Regions from separate parts of the Mus musculus genome. Here all the other regions are linked to region 3. A link is a loop called in an ENCODE intact Hi-C map of the cell type or tissue named here. Cell type or tissue: heart. All regions are shown on one strand. Links, peaks and the distances in the headings refer to the core of each region. The heading gives the core; the rest is flanking DNA.

What was found. A loop is a pair of places that touch in the nucleus more often than their neighbours do. Peaks named below come from ENCODE experiments on the same cell type or tissue, not always from the same donor. Only the 100,000 strongest peaks of a DNase experiment are listed, where the experiment ranks them.
Region 1: a loop joins it to region 3, with 9 times the contacts of the local background. A loop is called at or near these places in 15 of 42 quality-filtered maps.
Region 2: a loop joins it to region 3, with 3.0 times the contacts of the local background. A loop is called at or near these places in 2 of 42 quality-filtered maps.

Annotation. Positions count from the first base shown.
Region 1 is chr10:128,563,798-128,568,442 of GRCm38, reverse strand. Pa2g4 (proliferation-associated 2G4) reads left to right here and starts at 2,509. Exons shown (of 12, transcript NM_011119.3): 1 at 2,509-2,703. The coding sequence starts at 2,616. It overlaps Erbb3 (erb-b2 receptor tyrosine kinase 3), which reads left to right. Exons shown (of 28, transcript NM_010153.2): 28 at 1-920. In heart, for the core only: no CTCF peak of the experiment used is centred there; DNase peaks (open chromatin) are centred at 2,222 and 3,072; H3K4me3 peaks cover 2,972 bases; H3K27ac peaks cover 2,455 bases.
Region 2 is chr10:128,803,128-128,807,772 of GRCm38, reverse strand. Tmem198b (transmembrane protein 198b) reads left to right here and starts at 3,326. Exons shown (of 5, transcript NM_178066.3): 1 at 3,326-3,540; 2 at 4,416-4,645. The coding sequence starts at 4,501. It overlaps Dnajc14 (DnaJ heat shock protein family (Hsp40) member C14), which reads right to left and starts at 2,219. Exons shown (of 7, transcript NM_001359825.1): 1 at 2,090-2,219; 2 at 153-1,605. The coding sequence starts at 1,562. In heart, for the core only: CTCF peaks have their summits at 2,154 and 3,551; DNase peaks (open chromatin) are centred at 2,282, 2,942, 3,582, 3,712 and 2 weaker places; H3K4me3 peaks cover 4,000 bases; H3K27ac peaks cover 3,112 bases.
Region 3 is chr10:128,624,961-128,629,605 of GRCm38, reverse strand. It overlaps Rps26 (ribosomal protein S26), which reads left to right and starts at 3,100. Exons shown (of 4, transcript NM_013765.2): 1 at 3,100-3,130; 2 at 3,366-3,543; 3 at 4,269-4,399. The coding sequence starts at 3,128. In heart, for the core only: a CTCF peak has its summit at 2,687; DNase peaks (open chromatin) are centred at 2,765 and 3,135; H3K4me3 peaks cover 2,055 bases; H3K27ac peaks cover 1,946 bases.

The DNA.
Region 1 (4,645 bases), core at 169-4,168, 61 kb after region 3:
AATAGCAGGACTTGCCCTTTGGGCCCATTCTTAGGTAAGATGAGGGTCTTTGAGCACAAGTACTATGAGATCTGTCAGTCAATCTAATAACCAGGCAGGTAATTAAGTGGCTCAAGAGCAAATAGGTTATTCAGTGCGGGTGTACCAGGCAGAGATGATTCATCTACCAAGTGGAACAGGAGAGGCCGGCTGTGATTTCATCGTGCTATTCAGAATGGGTACTATGTAAACTGTAAGGATTATTTATTTCAGGAACTTGTCACTCAGCATGTTTCAGATGACAGTTGACCACAGGTTACTAAAACTGTGGACAGCAAAACCTCAGAAAATGGGGAATTGAGCCTTGAAGAAGCAAAGCCACAGGTCCAGGATTCAAAATCCTCCCAATTCCCATGCCTGTGATTTAACTATAAAGTGTATGTGTGTGTGTGTAAAGCCGGGCCTGGCGACTGGCCTGCAACTGTGTAGCCCAGGATGGCCTTCAACTCCACACACAGCAATCCCATCTTCACCTCTCAAAGGCTGTGGCTACATGTGTGAGCTTCCAGACTCCGTTTGTTGGTGCACTGAATCAAGCAAATGCAGCCAGCCACGTTTTCCTCCAGCACCCAGGCCTCTCATCTCAGGAAGGAGTGGAGATGACACAGGACAAGTAACTAGACATTTTTGTGTAAGCTGCAGGCCATTTACGTTGCAGATACACACTCATTACAAGCCAATTCGCAAAGGTTCCAAGACTCCTATTTTGGGAGCTGTTCTCAACCAGTAGTGATAAACTTCTGGTGGGATAGAAAGAGGATCCATCTTCAAACCTCAAGTCTTCCTGGATGGGAACTGGGGGGAATGTCTTCTTGTACCATTAAAGTTTTTTTGTTTTGTTTTTATACGTGTCTAAATAAAAATGTCAGAGTTTTTTTGTTTGTTTTTGTGGATTCCTGTCAAGTGGAAAGTACACATGACCATCCCTTTTCTTTGCTTCTTAACAATGGGTGGCTTTCTCTGCTTCTGACATTCTGTCACAAGTAATGTAACCAATCTTGATTTGTTCTAAGATTTTAATTATGGGTATGTGAGAGAGTGGGAGTTTGGGAATGGTGTTATGTGCACGTGAGTGCAATGCCCACAGAGGCCAACTACACAGTGCTAAGAGTTACAGGTGACTGTAATGTTCTGGGAACTCCCTTCCCTCTGCAAGGATACCAGGTTATACCAACCAGGTTATTTCTCCAGACCCTGTTTGCATTCTAGTCTTTTTCTTTTGTTTGTTTTTTCGAGACAGGGTTTCTCTGTGTAGCCCTGGCTGTCCTGGAACTCACTCTGTAGACCGGGCTGGCCTCGAACTCAGAAATCCGACTACTTCTGCCTCTCAAATGCTGGGATTAAAGGCGTGCACCACCAGTGCCCGGCTTTGCATTTCTAGTCCTTTCTACTAAAGGGTTTTTTACTGGGGATCCCTACAAAGGAACAAAAGTGTAAACAATTAGGAACAAAACCCTAACCCCCTGATTGTTGGGAGAAAATGAAAAAGCTCAAGCAAGCCTTGGGTTGTTTTTATTTTTTCCTACACAGGTTGGGTACTGAAAACTTGAAATGATGCAGAACTTTTTTTTTTTTGTTCGAGACAGGGTTTCTCCATATAGCCCTGGCTGTCCTGGAACTCACTCTGTAGACCAGGCTGGCCTCCAACTCAGAAATCTGCCTGCCTTTGCGTGCGCCACCTCATCCCGGCGATTCAGAACTCTTAAGAGTGACCAAATCCCTCATAAACGTTTCCCTTAGATGGCCCCCATCAAAAACCACGGCTGGAACAATAGTGCTATTTTATTCTAGTCTAGTAGGAAGTCTGGCCTTTTTCTATTAGCAGGCCATGGTACATGTATAATCACCCAGACTGTCCAGTTAGTGCTCGCTTCCAGCACCCTAGGACTTCCACCTCCGCTCAGCCCCTCCCAGAGGTTATCCCAGCACTGGAGGATTTGACCAGCCAGGCCGGTCGCGCCGGCCGACAGGGGAATCCAAGGCTACGCGCACGGGACAACCGCCCAAAACGTACACACACACCCACTGACCCTAGTCCTATGGCTCCAGGCTCCACCCTGTTCCACCCTGCCCAGCGGCCTCTCAACCCTTTTCTCCCTGTAGCTCCACCCCTCCCCGCTTGGCCCGCCCCTCGCTGTTACGAGCTCAGGGTCGGCGTGAATGAGAGGTTTTTCCCGGAGAGACCACGCTTTCCCTCAAGCTCCCCAACGGCTCCGCCTTCCCGCCGGGGCCAGACTCTTCCCAGCGTGCCCGGCGATTCCGGCGTGCGCAGACTTGGGAAGGCAAGTCCTCCCAGGGCCTGGCGGACGGGCGCGAGGAGCAGGCTGGGAATTGTAGTTCTAGAGCCCGCGAGGGCGGCTGGGAACTGGCCGACAGCAGGACTCATTGTCCCAGTGTGCCCTGCGCCTCAGCCCGCGCGCTCGCAGCTTCTCGCTCTCTCTGCCCGCCCTCCCGCTCCCTTGCTTGCTCGCGCTTTCCTCGCGGATCGAAGAGACTCTAGCTACAGCCTGTGGCTGGGAAGGGAGACGGAGGCCGCAGCTCAGGGAAAGTGAAGCTGCAGTAGTAGCAGTAGGAAGATGTCGGGCGAAGACGAGCAGCAGGAGCAAACTATCGCCGAGGACCTGGTCGTGACCAAGTATAAGATGGGGGGCGACATCGCCAACCGTGAGTGCGGCCTCGGGGGTCTTGGAGTCGAGGCTGAGAGGGAGAGGTTTGGGGCTCTCTCCGGAGGGCTGTGGCGTCTGGGTCTTGCCGAGTGAGCCACCGAGGGGCGCGTGCCGACTGCCGGGGGCGACGTGGTGGGGAGATCTGGTGTCGCCCTGGGGACTGAGCAGCCATGCCTGGGCTGGAGAGTGGAGGTGCGGGCCGGCGACCGCGAGGAGTACAGAGAGGGGCCCAGGCATGCTCCGACCCTGGGCGGTTGGTAAGGAGGCAAGGCGCGTCGTCTTCTGCCCATACCCTTCGGTCTGTCCGGATCTATGCTCCCGACTGGCAGCAGTGAGGCCACCTCGAAAAGGAAGCGGCCAGCTGTTGGCGACGGAAGCGCCCCTCTGCCAGTCGCGGCTCTTGACCCGCGGGAGCTGAGCCGGCACGTGTTGCCAGGTCCCTGTGTGCGGATCGATGGCTCCCCACTTCCTCTCCTACCGTGCTTCCCCACCACGTGCTTTGCTAAAGTCTTTACTTCAGGTCTTCTTAGTGGGGACCCCCTTCGCCCCTTGACCTAGCTCGAGGGGCCGTTGGAAGACACTTCTGGAGCTTCTAAAACAACCTGGCTTTCCTGTATGACCACTGCTCCGGTTTTTGAAGGCGGCCTTTAATATTTGTTCCTAGAGCCTCTACAGTGTTTTGAGGTTCTGCTTAGACAGCTGGGCAAGCCTGTCTATAATACTGAAAAGAAGTGGAGAGAGACACGGATTTTAGGATTATAAGCATTTCTTAAATGATCTTTACTCTCCTAACAGTTGTCTGCCACTTGGACAGATAACTTTACTGTTTTCTCTTTCCAGTTCTTTCCCTCCCTTACCCCCTTATTTTTGGGGCTTTCTGTGTAGCTTTGGCTGTCCTGGTACTCCCTTAGACCAGGCTGGCCTGAGAGATCCGCCCACCTCAGCGTTCCAGAGTGCTGGGATTAAAGGTGTGTGTAACCATGCCCGGCTCTTTAACATTTTAAAAATTAAAATTCACTTGATAAAAACTGTCTTAGACTTGGCAGTGGTGGCTCACGCCTTTAATCCCAGCACTTGGGGAGCAGAGGCAGGCGGATTTCTGAGTTTCAGAGAAACCCTGTCTTGAGGAAAAAAAAAAAACTGCCTTAGGCCTTTAGAATGGACTTGACAAAATACTTGGAAGAAGGTATTTAGGGTGTCTTTGGTTACATCTTAGTTCCTCTGGAATCCAGAGAATAAAACACATAAGAAATCATCAAACCTAGAATTCCCATGATCATAAAGACATACACAAAATGATAACCTTATTTGGGGTGATGTTTTAGTATTTGCTGTTGGTTTGAATCAGACAGAATCTCCAACCCCACAGGCAACTTCAGATAATAGTTTTGAAACTGGTTACATGTGATCTTGATATACTGGAAGTAAAGTTTTAGCCCTCTGAATCTTTAAGACCTTAGGTTAATTCCCCTGGGCTTATATACTTAGACATGGGGAAATACAGCCACATAAATTATGATTACTACTTTGTGTCTGGGGAGGGACGGAGGTAACATTTAACAATGCTTCAACTTTGACTCAGCAGTTCTCTACCTCCCCATTGTCCCCGACGCCTATAAATGTCTTTTGGTCTGTTTGTGTGTGTGGAGTGGGTTGCCACAGCATCTTTGGGATGTGTGAGGCCTAAGGCCTAAGTGTCAAATCATGGAGAGGAGAGAAGCTGGTGCTGACCTTATTTTTGGAAGGGAAGGTAGGAAGTAGAGCAGGGTGTGGTGGGCTCACCTTCAGTGCCAGCACATGTGTGGGGAGACAGAGGCAGGCAGGTCTACGCTGAATTCTAGGACAGTCAGGGGTATTTCTCAAAAACAAAAACGCAGACGTTAAACATGGGTAGATTATTCCAGGACATAAACCTTTCCTCTCTCTACCTTAGGACAATG
Region 2 (4,645 bases), core at 169-4,168, 180 kb before region 3:
AGTTCCAGGTTAGTCTGTCTACAAGGTGAAACCCTAACTCAAAAACAAAACAAAGAAAGGAAATCCTTCACCTTCCCTTGACTCTACACTCCCTAAAAACTGGAACAGAAAATATGGGGAAAGAGCAACAGGAAGCAGCAAAGGATACTCACCATTACTGCTAGCTGCCTATAGGCCTTCTTTAGTTCAGTGTCGGATGCTGTAGCTTCAACCCCCAGCACATGAAAAGGGTTTAGTTCATCTTCAGGAACCCCAGCCATGGTCAAGAGTCGGGTCACTTCCTCTTCAGGCTGGCAGTATCGCCCGCTAGCTACAGGTGCATTGCCCTGTTTCTTAGTCCTCTGTTTGACCCAGGGCAGCTCCTGCCAGCCCCACTGTATTAACCTTACCAGCTGCTGCCATGGCCTGCTATCTTTCAGCAGAGTCAAGCAATGATGCAAGGCTGGAGAACCCAGCCAAGAGAACAGCCAAGCGGTCTTATCCCTCCAGCCTAACCGGTTGCCCAGTCCCACCGAAAACCTCCAGCCCAATTGTAGACATCCCAAAAAGAGGGCGAGAGCCAGGAGTAGGAAAGCACCCACTACCCTAAGAATACGGATGAGCAGCCCCACCACACAGAAGAAGCTCTGGCTTAGAAACTGGAACATCATGCGGGCCCAGCCCCCCAGTCTCCTGGCCCAGACCCCCACCCAGACTCGAAAAAGGTCCAGGTCACTGCCTTTCAGCTTCCTGCATGCGTAAATGAGATGGCCACAGGTTTCCACATACTCTCCCACCAATACCAGAAGTTCAATCAGCCACCAGAAGCCTGCTTGTCCAAGCTGACATAGTTCCTCTACTCCCCACAGTCCCAGGCCTCTGCGCTTATCTGTCTGACTTCTTTTTCGGGCCAGCCGATGACGACCTGGGGCCTTGGGTTCTCTGCGTCCACTATCCCGAACATCCTCCTTGATCAGAAAACGGTGCTTCTGCCTCCGGGACAAGGGTTTCTTTCCACTGGACACACGTGAAAAATCACTGGGAAATTTAAGAGGTTCCTCATCATCATATTCTTCTTCCAACTCTTCATCTTCCCCCAAGGCTGGAGAGGTGCAATGGTGGCAAAGGCTGCTAGAAGAGCCATCTCCTTCCTCGGAGTAAGTTCCTTCGGGGACTCCAGGGCTTCCCTGGCAGTTACAAGCAGATGGAATGGAAAGAAAAGAAGGACTCCCATCCTCCTGGTACCCAGTCTCATTCTCTCTTGAGAGTTCCTGGTCCACTCCTGACTCTTCTGAACCTGTCTCGCTCTCATCAGGGTAGCCTCCTCCTCTAGGTGGTCCTGGACCCCTTGGAGGACCATGGCTTGGATCTGACCAGTGGGCTGGATTTGGAGGCTGTGTGTACTTAGGGCCGGAGTGCTCTTTGAGGCATCGTGTACCATTAGGAGCAGTCTCTGCTGAGTCCCTGAGTCCTGAGAATGAAAGTATTTCGGGGTCCACAGAGGATCCTGATGTACTGAGGGAGGTACCACCACTGCGGTGGGCTCCACACAACCTTCTTTCTCCCGGGTGCTTCTGGGCCATGACCCCGGGCTTCCTGAGGATTTTAGGTCACTGCCATCATTGCCTGTAACAAAGATATCAAGTTGGGAATGGTCAAGGATAGAACCAAGAGTTAAACAATCTCAAAATGACATATTCAATGTACCCACTCCCCAGGCAGTGTTAGCTCAAATTCGCTATCCCTAACAATAAACGTGAGTTAGGCAGACCACAAACCTGCTTGCACCAACCCGGACCTCAGAAACCCCCTTACTCCCGAAATCTTAATTTTTTTTTCTTCTTCCTCCAAGAAGCTAACAATCTTCAATCTGAGAAATGGGGGGGAGGGGGGGTGCCGCAAAGGGTGTGGTCGGGGCGGCGGGGGGGTGGGGGGGTAACTCTTAGGAAAAAAAAAAAAGACTGCCTGAAAGAGGGAGGCCGCAATCTGTCAGAAAAGGGTGGGGACCGTGCAGGGCTAGAGGAAAAGCTGAGGGCGGAGCTTCGAGGTGCCCCTGCAAAAGATTACCCGAGAACCCACCGACGGGGTACCAGGGGCGAAGGCGACGTACCGAGCAGCAGCGGTAACTCCTCCCTCCTCAAGCAGCTGCGCCTGAGGCCAGGGGGAGCTGCCAGGGGGAGCTACAGGAGCAGCTCCCCCGGCTCCGCCTCCCGCTCACGCTCCGCTTCCGCCTTCCGTCCCCGCCACGGCCGCTTACTTCCACTTCCGGGGTCACCGGGGGGGGGGAAAAGGTCGCGAAGGGAAGAGAAAAGCGCTTAGCCGAGGCTCTCACTTGCGCGGCGGGCGCGGAGTCAATCGAGGAGGCGGTGCTAGAGCATCCGGCCCCACCCCTTAAAGGGCCCTCCGCCTCCACGCAGGTCCCGCCGTAAGCGAGCTGAAGCCTGCGAACTGTACTCCTCGTCGTCGCTGCTGAAACGGAGATGAAGGGCGGCTGCCGAAGCACACACCGTCTTTGGCGTGCAGACAGACACCCAGGGCACGCAGAGGAGCCAGCGACCCTGCTCGCCCAGACCCTTCCCTGTCGGCTGTCCAGCCAAGAGGTTGCGGAGAAGTGTGTGTCCCGGACTAGCTAGCCCCCTAAAGAGACGCGACACTTCTCCTGGACCCAACTGGCGAGCTTCCACGCCGCCGATCCGCCCCCTGTGAACGCGGCGTAAGGGCCGGGCCAGGGAATGCGGCTAGGGGTACCTGGTTCCACGGAGCTCAGAACCTAGTCCAGCGTAACAGAACCCCGCACTCATCTGCGTGCTGCTTTGCATCTCATTTACATAGTAAGCTTTGGGTCGAAGCCAGCACGCTCCCCAACCCCTACGCAGACCCTGATGGAACCTCTCGTCTGCACTCCTTTAAAGCCTTACAGTTCTGCCAGTGTCCCTGCCAGGCCCGTCTTGCTCCACAAGTTTTTTTTTCCACCCATGAACACCCCCACCCAGCACTAGTTAAAAACCCTTCTCCGGCTCCCGACCACCCGGTTCCCCAGAAGACAATACTCCAATTCTCTGGGAAGTGGAAGAAACCAAGTTGGACCAGCGGGTGCTTTGGGACCCTATTTGGGCTTTGAAAACGTTAAGTTGGTAATTAATCTCCTTAGCATTCAGAGACCTTCCGTCTTAGTCTTGATGGGCGTCACAAAACTCTTCATTGCTATGGTTAGGGGGCGTCCCTCCTCCTAGATTAGAGAAGTGGGTAGCCTGGGTTCCCCCACAGACAGAGGTAAAGATTGAGGGGGCCCGCCCCGTGATGTCATCCTCCCCCCCCCCCACCCCATACACACTCCCTGTCTCCTTCCCCCACACACACCCCCGCCCCCAAGCTAATTGCATTTAGCTCCCTGGGTTTGGGCTCCGACTTGCCTGAGTTTAGGGAGCAACAGAGCACAGTAGCCCAAGGGGGTGCCTGCGGCCAACAGCCACCCGTGTGCCTAGGACCTCTGGGCTGGAATGAAGCTGGAGGTCTAGGAAAGCAATTCCACCCCTTTGCTCTCCTCAGCCCTGCAGGGTGGTGAGTAGTTAACACCCTTCCTGGTCTCTCCTTGTTTTGCGTCCCAAACTCTTAAGCGATTGAGAAGAGCCCCGGGAGGTCTCCAGTCCTTCAGCCTCAGTACCCTAAAGACGGCAGAAGGAAAGTGCATCCGCACCACCCTACTCCCGCAATGCCAACCTCTCATCGTCAGTGATCCTTCAGGATCAGCATCAAATCCCATTGGCAGCCCAGGCGTGCCTGGATGAGAGGGTGGGTGGAACAATTCCCGTGTGAGTCTGAGGCTAGTAGCAAGTGGATACCAAGATGTGAGGAGATTATCTGTGGGCAAGGCGCCTGCTTACTCCATGTAGGGCGATGGGATTTGGACTGGCTGTATTCGGCTTTCCCCAACCACTCCATCTCGGCATGAAGCCAAGACTTCAAAATCCGGACAGAGGCTGACTGGGTGACTCTTTAAGTCCTTATTTGAAACTTTTAAATGTCTGTTCCCTTTCTTCCTTGGGGGTTGCATTTAGCTTACAGGTTTTGGGCTCCGACTTTCAGGAGTTTAGAGAGCAACTCCAGGCCTGGGGAGCCGATGGCCACCCCCGTGCCTAGGACCTCTGGGAGCTGGATGAAGCTGGAGGTCTAAGGAAGCAATCCCACCCCTTTGCTCTCCTCAGCCCTTCAGGGTGGTAAGCAGTTGTTCTGAGACCCTAAGGTGACTCATCCTCTCCTCTTCCTTCCTCTCCCACGTTATTAACCCTACTCGGTCTGGTTCAACCGGGCTTAGTATTGAATTCCAACTGCAGATGAGAGGAATTGCTTTTTAGTTGGAACAAGTCATTTTTTCAAAAGAAATGGAAGTACAGAATCCCCAAGATTTGTGGTTTCTGCTTTCTATTCTCTTCCAGGTTTACCAGCCCCTGCCAGTTAGCTATGGATGGATGAAAGGAGATTTCTCTAACCTTCCATTCTGTGACCACCTTCTCTTCTACCATGGAAAAAGCCTCATTGCCTCTGACTATAACATCTCACCCAAGGCCCTTTAACCAACAACTCCCAGAGCCCCCAGCCCCGAGATGTGTCTTGGAACCCCAGGACAGCCTCGACTTGGCCCCTGCCCTTGTGTGTGCCCTTTGCT
Region 3 (4,645 bases), core at 418-4,417:
CACGCCTTTAATCCCAGCACTTGGGAGGCAGAGGCAGGCGGATTTCTGAGTTCGAGGCCAGCCTGGTCTACAGAGTGAGTTCCAGGACTGCCAGGGCTACACAGAGAACCCTGTCTTGAAAAGAAGAAGAAGAAGAAGAAGAAGAAGAAGAAGAAGAAGAAGAAGAAGAAGAAGAAGAAGAAGAAGAAGAAGAAGAAGAAGAAGAAGAAGAAGAAGAAGAAGAAGAAGAAGAAGAATTTGTAGTAGCTTCTCCTCCAATAGCCATGGCTTCACTAGCACTGAGTAGTTAACTAGCTTTCCATGGTCCCCCTCTCACTGACTGGTTCTTTTGGTTTTTTTAAAGATTTGTTTATTTATTATATGTAAGTACACTGTAGCTGTCTGCAGACATTCCAGAAGAGGGTGCCAGATCTCCTTACGGATGGTTGTGAGCCACCATGTGGTTGTTGGGATTTGAACTCAGGAGCTTCAGAAAAGCAGTCAGTGCTCTTAACCCCTGATCCATCTCTCCAGCCCCTCACTGACTGGTTCTTAAGTCCAACCAGAGAGTTGTTGGTTACTGTGAAAATATGTGTGCCACTACTGCACCTTAGGGTTATATGCCATGCTGGTCATTGATGTGGTTAGTGGGATCATAGCAGGAGAACTTTAGGTTGACTCCCTCAGATGGTGCCCTCTGGTACCAGGAAAGCTAGATTTCAGGGAGGAAATATTCAGGTCAGTTCCACCTCAGGGGTCTCTGGGCCTTGCTTCTGACATGCTTCCTGTATTCAGAAATAGCAGGAACATACCTTCCATCTCAGAGATAACCAAGGGCAACAGGAAGAGGCTGCTGCATGCTTGAGAGTCTCTTGGACAACCCTGGCCAACACCTCAAAAGATGGATTCTCTTTTTGGTATTGTTTGGTACTGGGGTTTCGTTGGGTGGTCTTTAGCTCTCAGAGGGAGCACCATCAGCCCCGGTGAGAAGATGCATTAAAAATATATGTGTGTATTTATTCATGGGTTGATGTGTATTATAGGGTTTCTTGGTAAGTAGGTAATGCAGTATAATTTTTTGTGGCTTTTTACAGAAATGTTTGTTTTTTTCTTTTTGGTTTTTTTGAGACAGGGTTTCTCTGTGTAGCCCTGGCTGTCCTGGAACTCACTCTGTAGACCAGGCTGGCCTCGAACTCAGAAATCCACCTGCCTCTGCCTCCCAAGTTCTGGGGCTAAAGGCGTGTGCCACCACTGCCTGGCAGAAATGTTTGTTATTTCATCCACTTCCTTCTTCTGTATTTACCTCCCTCCCTTTTCCCTAAAGAGGTCCCACGTCCCTATCAGATCAATTGTATACTACTAGTCTCTTTTGCCTTCTTTGAATCTTTTTCGGAATTTACTTTGATCTTCCTCCCTAAGGAACACCTCCCTTCCCATTTCCTTGATCAGGTCACATGTACACTGCCGCTTCCCCCGCTACTGCTCCCCAACCCCCGATCCTGGCAGTGGTTCCACTTTACTCTCCCACTTCTGCAGTTGCTCTAGGATATATGATATGTGAACTCACACCTGAAGGTTTGCAGCTAAGAGCCTCCAATGACAGTGACTTTCCAGGTCTGGGTTACCTCGTTCAGGGTGATCTTTTCTAGCTCCATCCATTTACCTGCAAGGTTCATGATTTATGTGTGTGTGTGTGTGTGTGTGTGTGTGTGTGTGTGTGTTTACAGCTGGACAGCATTCCACAGTGTATATGAACTACATTTTCACTACGTGTTTGTCAGATGTAGGACATTTAGGTTGTTCCATCTCCTGCCTATTGTGTTTGGAGCAGCAATGAGCGTGTCTAAGCAGGTATCTGCAGAGTAACATGTTGAGTCCCTCTGGCATATGCCAAGGAGAGATATGGCTGGGTCATGTGATAGATTTATCTCTTGAAAGTTCTCCACACTGATTTCCATAGTGACTATACCAGATTGCTATCCCACCAACAGTGAGTGAGTCCTCCCCATCCTCTCAGTCATTTCTTGTCAGTTGTTCCATTGATCTTTGCCATTCTGACCAGAATAAGGAAAAATCGCAAAGGTATTTTTATTTTTTATTTATTTATTTTATTATTTTTTTTTTTAAATTTTTTTTTTTTTTTTTTTTTTGGTTTTTCGAGACAGGGTTTCTCTGTATAGCCCTGACTGTCCTGGAACTCACTTTGTAGACCAGCTGGCCTTGAACTCAGACATCCGCCTGCCTCTGCCTCCCAAGTGCTGGGATTAAAGGTGTGCGCCACCACGCCTGGCTGAGAAATATCTTAAAAGAAGAAAGTTCATCTCTAGCAATTAGGGAAATGAAAATCAAAAAAAAAAGAAAAAGAAATTCAAGGTCACACTTGGCTAACCAAATAAGTTCCAGGTCAGCCTGGACTACTTGACTATGTTTCAAAATAAATAACTATCTGATAGACTTGATCAGTTAAATTGTGTTGGTACATACAATGTACTAACTACAGTGCTTCATCTGTGTTAATAGGATCTGGAAATAAAATGGTGGTCCAAGCCCAGCGTGGTGGCCTAATCCCAACACTCGAAGCCTCTATTTGGAAAGACGCATTTACAAATGGTTTATTTCTCCCAGGTCTTCTATTTCTAATTCCTACACTTAGAACACATATTTCAAAGAAATAAATCATGGCGTCTTAAGGTGGTTTAGCGCCGCCTTTAGTCCGTCTACTACGGGCAAGAGAGAACCTCTCCAAGTCGTACTACAACTCCCACAATGCATCTCTTTTGTCCTCCCACACTAGGGAGTGTGCGTCCGAATTCTGGATAACTTCCGCTCTGGAACTATCGTAAACCGGATGTTATAGAGCCTTGTAATCACTTCCTGGTTTGGGAATGTAACATTTTAATCTTCCGCCGGAAGGTTAAATAGTTCCACTGATATTTTTCGTCATAGACCATTTCTAGGGACTTATCACAACCCTACATTTCACAGGAAACTCTAAGTAATTAGGTAAATTCGAGCATAATAGCTGCTAGGGAGTAAATAGAATTACAGGTCGCTGAGGGTTTTTTTTTTCAGCGTGAGCGTAGGAATCTCGTACTATATAAGCGGGTCGGGCAAGCCGCCGGATCCTCTTTCGAGTCTTGGCTCCAAGATGGTGAGTGTCGCCGCGTGGTGAGCGCGCGGGCCTGGGTACTGGGGTAGAAGTAGATCTATGGACGGTAGGGACCTGAAAGTCAGAGTCTTGGAGGAGAAAGTGACAAAGGGTCCGTCCAGCCCGGACTTGGCGTGCTCGGGACTTGTACGGGTCTCTGTCGGGGCTGCGGGCGGCGGCCGGCCAGGAAGGGCTGAATTCTCGCCCCCTTTCCAATAGCGTCTCTTTCCATTCTCAGACCAAAAAAAGAAGAAACAACGGTCGCGCCAAAAAGGGCCGCGGCCATGTGCAGCCCATTCGCTGCACGAACTGCGCCCGGTGCGTGCCCAAGGATAAGGCCATCAAGAAGTTTGTCATTCGGAACATTGTAGAAGCCGCTGCTGTCAGGGACATATCTGAAGCAAGCGTCTTCGACGGTAAGTGAGCCACAGCCGTGATTTGTACAGGGACGAAGAGTGAGGAGGGTGTGTATGGCTCGTTGTCTTCAGCTTGGGGAGAAGGTGCCTTTTGTGGCACAGTAAGCAGGCCTAATGATGGGGTTTTAACTTGGTTTTTCTCTTGGGGTGGAGATTGAGGCTCATGCATGGTAGCCAAACCCCTGCATCCCATCCCTGTGAGAGACTGCCTATTTAGGAGAATCTGAAAAAGCATAATTCTTTAGTTATTGAAAAAAATTGAACAGCTTTTAAAACGGGCAAAGACTGGTTTGGGCAGTTTGTGACTTGGTTTTTGGCGTCTCAGAACTCACTGTGTAGACCTACTCAAGAGATCTTCCCTAGTGCTGGGATTAAAGGCGTGCACCACAGCACCTGGCTGGCTTTTGTCTGTTTGTTCATTGTTTTGTTTTTTTCTTGACCTAACAGTAGTAACCATGAGGCCTGCCAGCAGAGTGAGACTCCCTAACTTGAGCTATTCTCATATTGTGTGGCCCACTTTGGCTTTGAGGATGCCTTGGCCTTTTGAGTGGCAACCTCTAGCCCAAGAGTTGAACTCTTGGTGTATGTTGGGTGTGGTGTTGGTTTCTCTGGTTTTCATTGGGTGTCATTTATCAGTAAAACTTGGAGGTTAGGGTAATCCTGACCAATAGAATAAGAGAATCACAGGAAAGGGCGTCTGTCTAATCTGCTTCTCGATTTCTCAGCCTACGTGCTTCCCAAGCTCTATGTCAAGCTGCATTATTGCGTGAGCTGTGCCATCCATAGCAAGGTTGTTAGGAATCGATCCCGCGAGGCCCGGAAGGACCGAACACCCCCACCACGATTCAGACCTGCTGTAAGTAAATTATTTTAACTTGGGACATACATAGTCTTACCCAGAGAAGTATCCATTAAGGTCTTATTTAGTCTGTGTGGCAGCTACGACCTACATTTAAATTTTAAAAATGCTTGTCTGTTTTGCATAACCTGAAACACTTTTAGTGATGCTAGGTGGGTGGTGGTTGGTTTCTTTGGTTTGAGGTGCTGGGTCCTCAACTTAATGCTGGTAAGTGCTCTACTGTGAACTACATGGGTGGGTGGG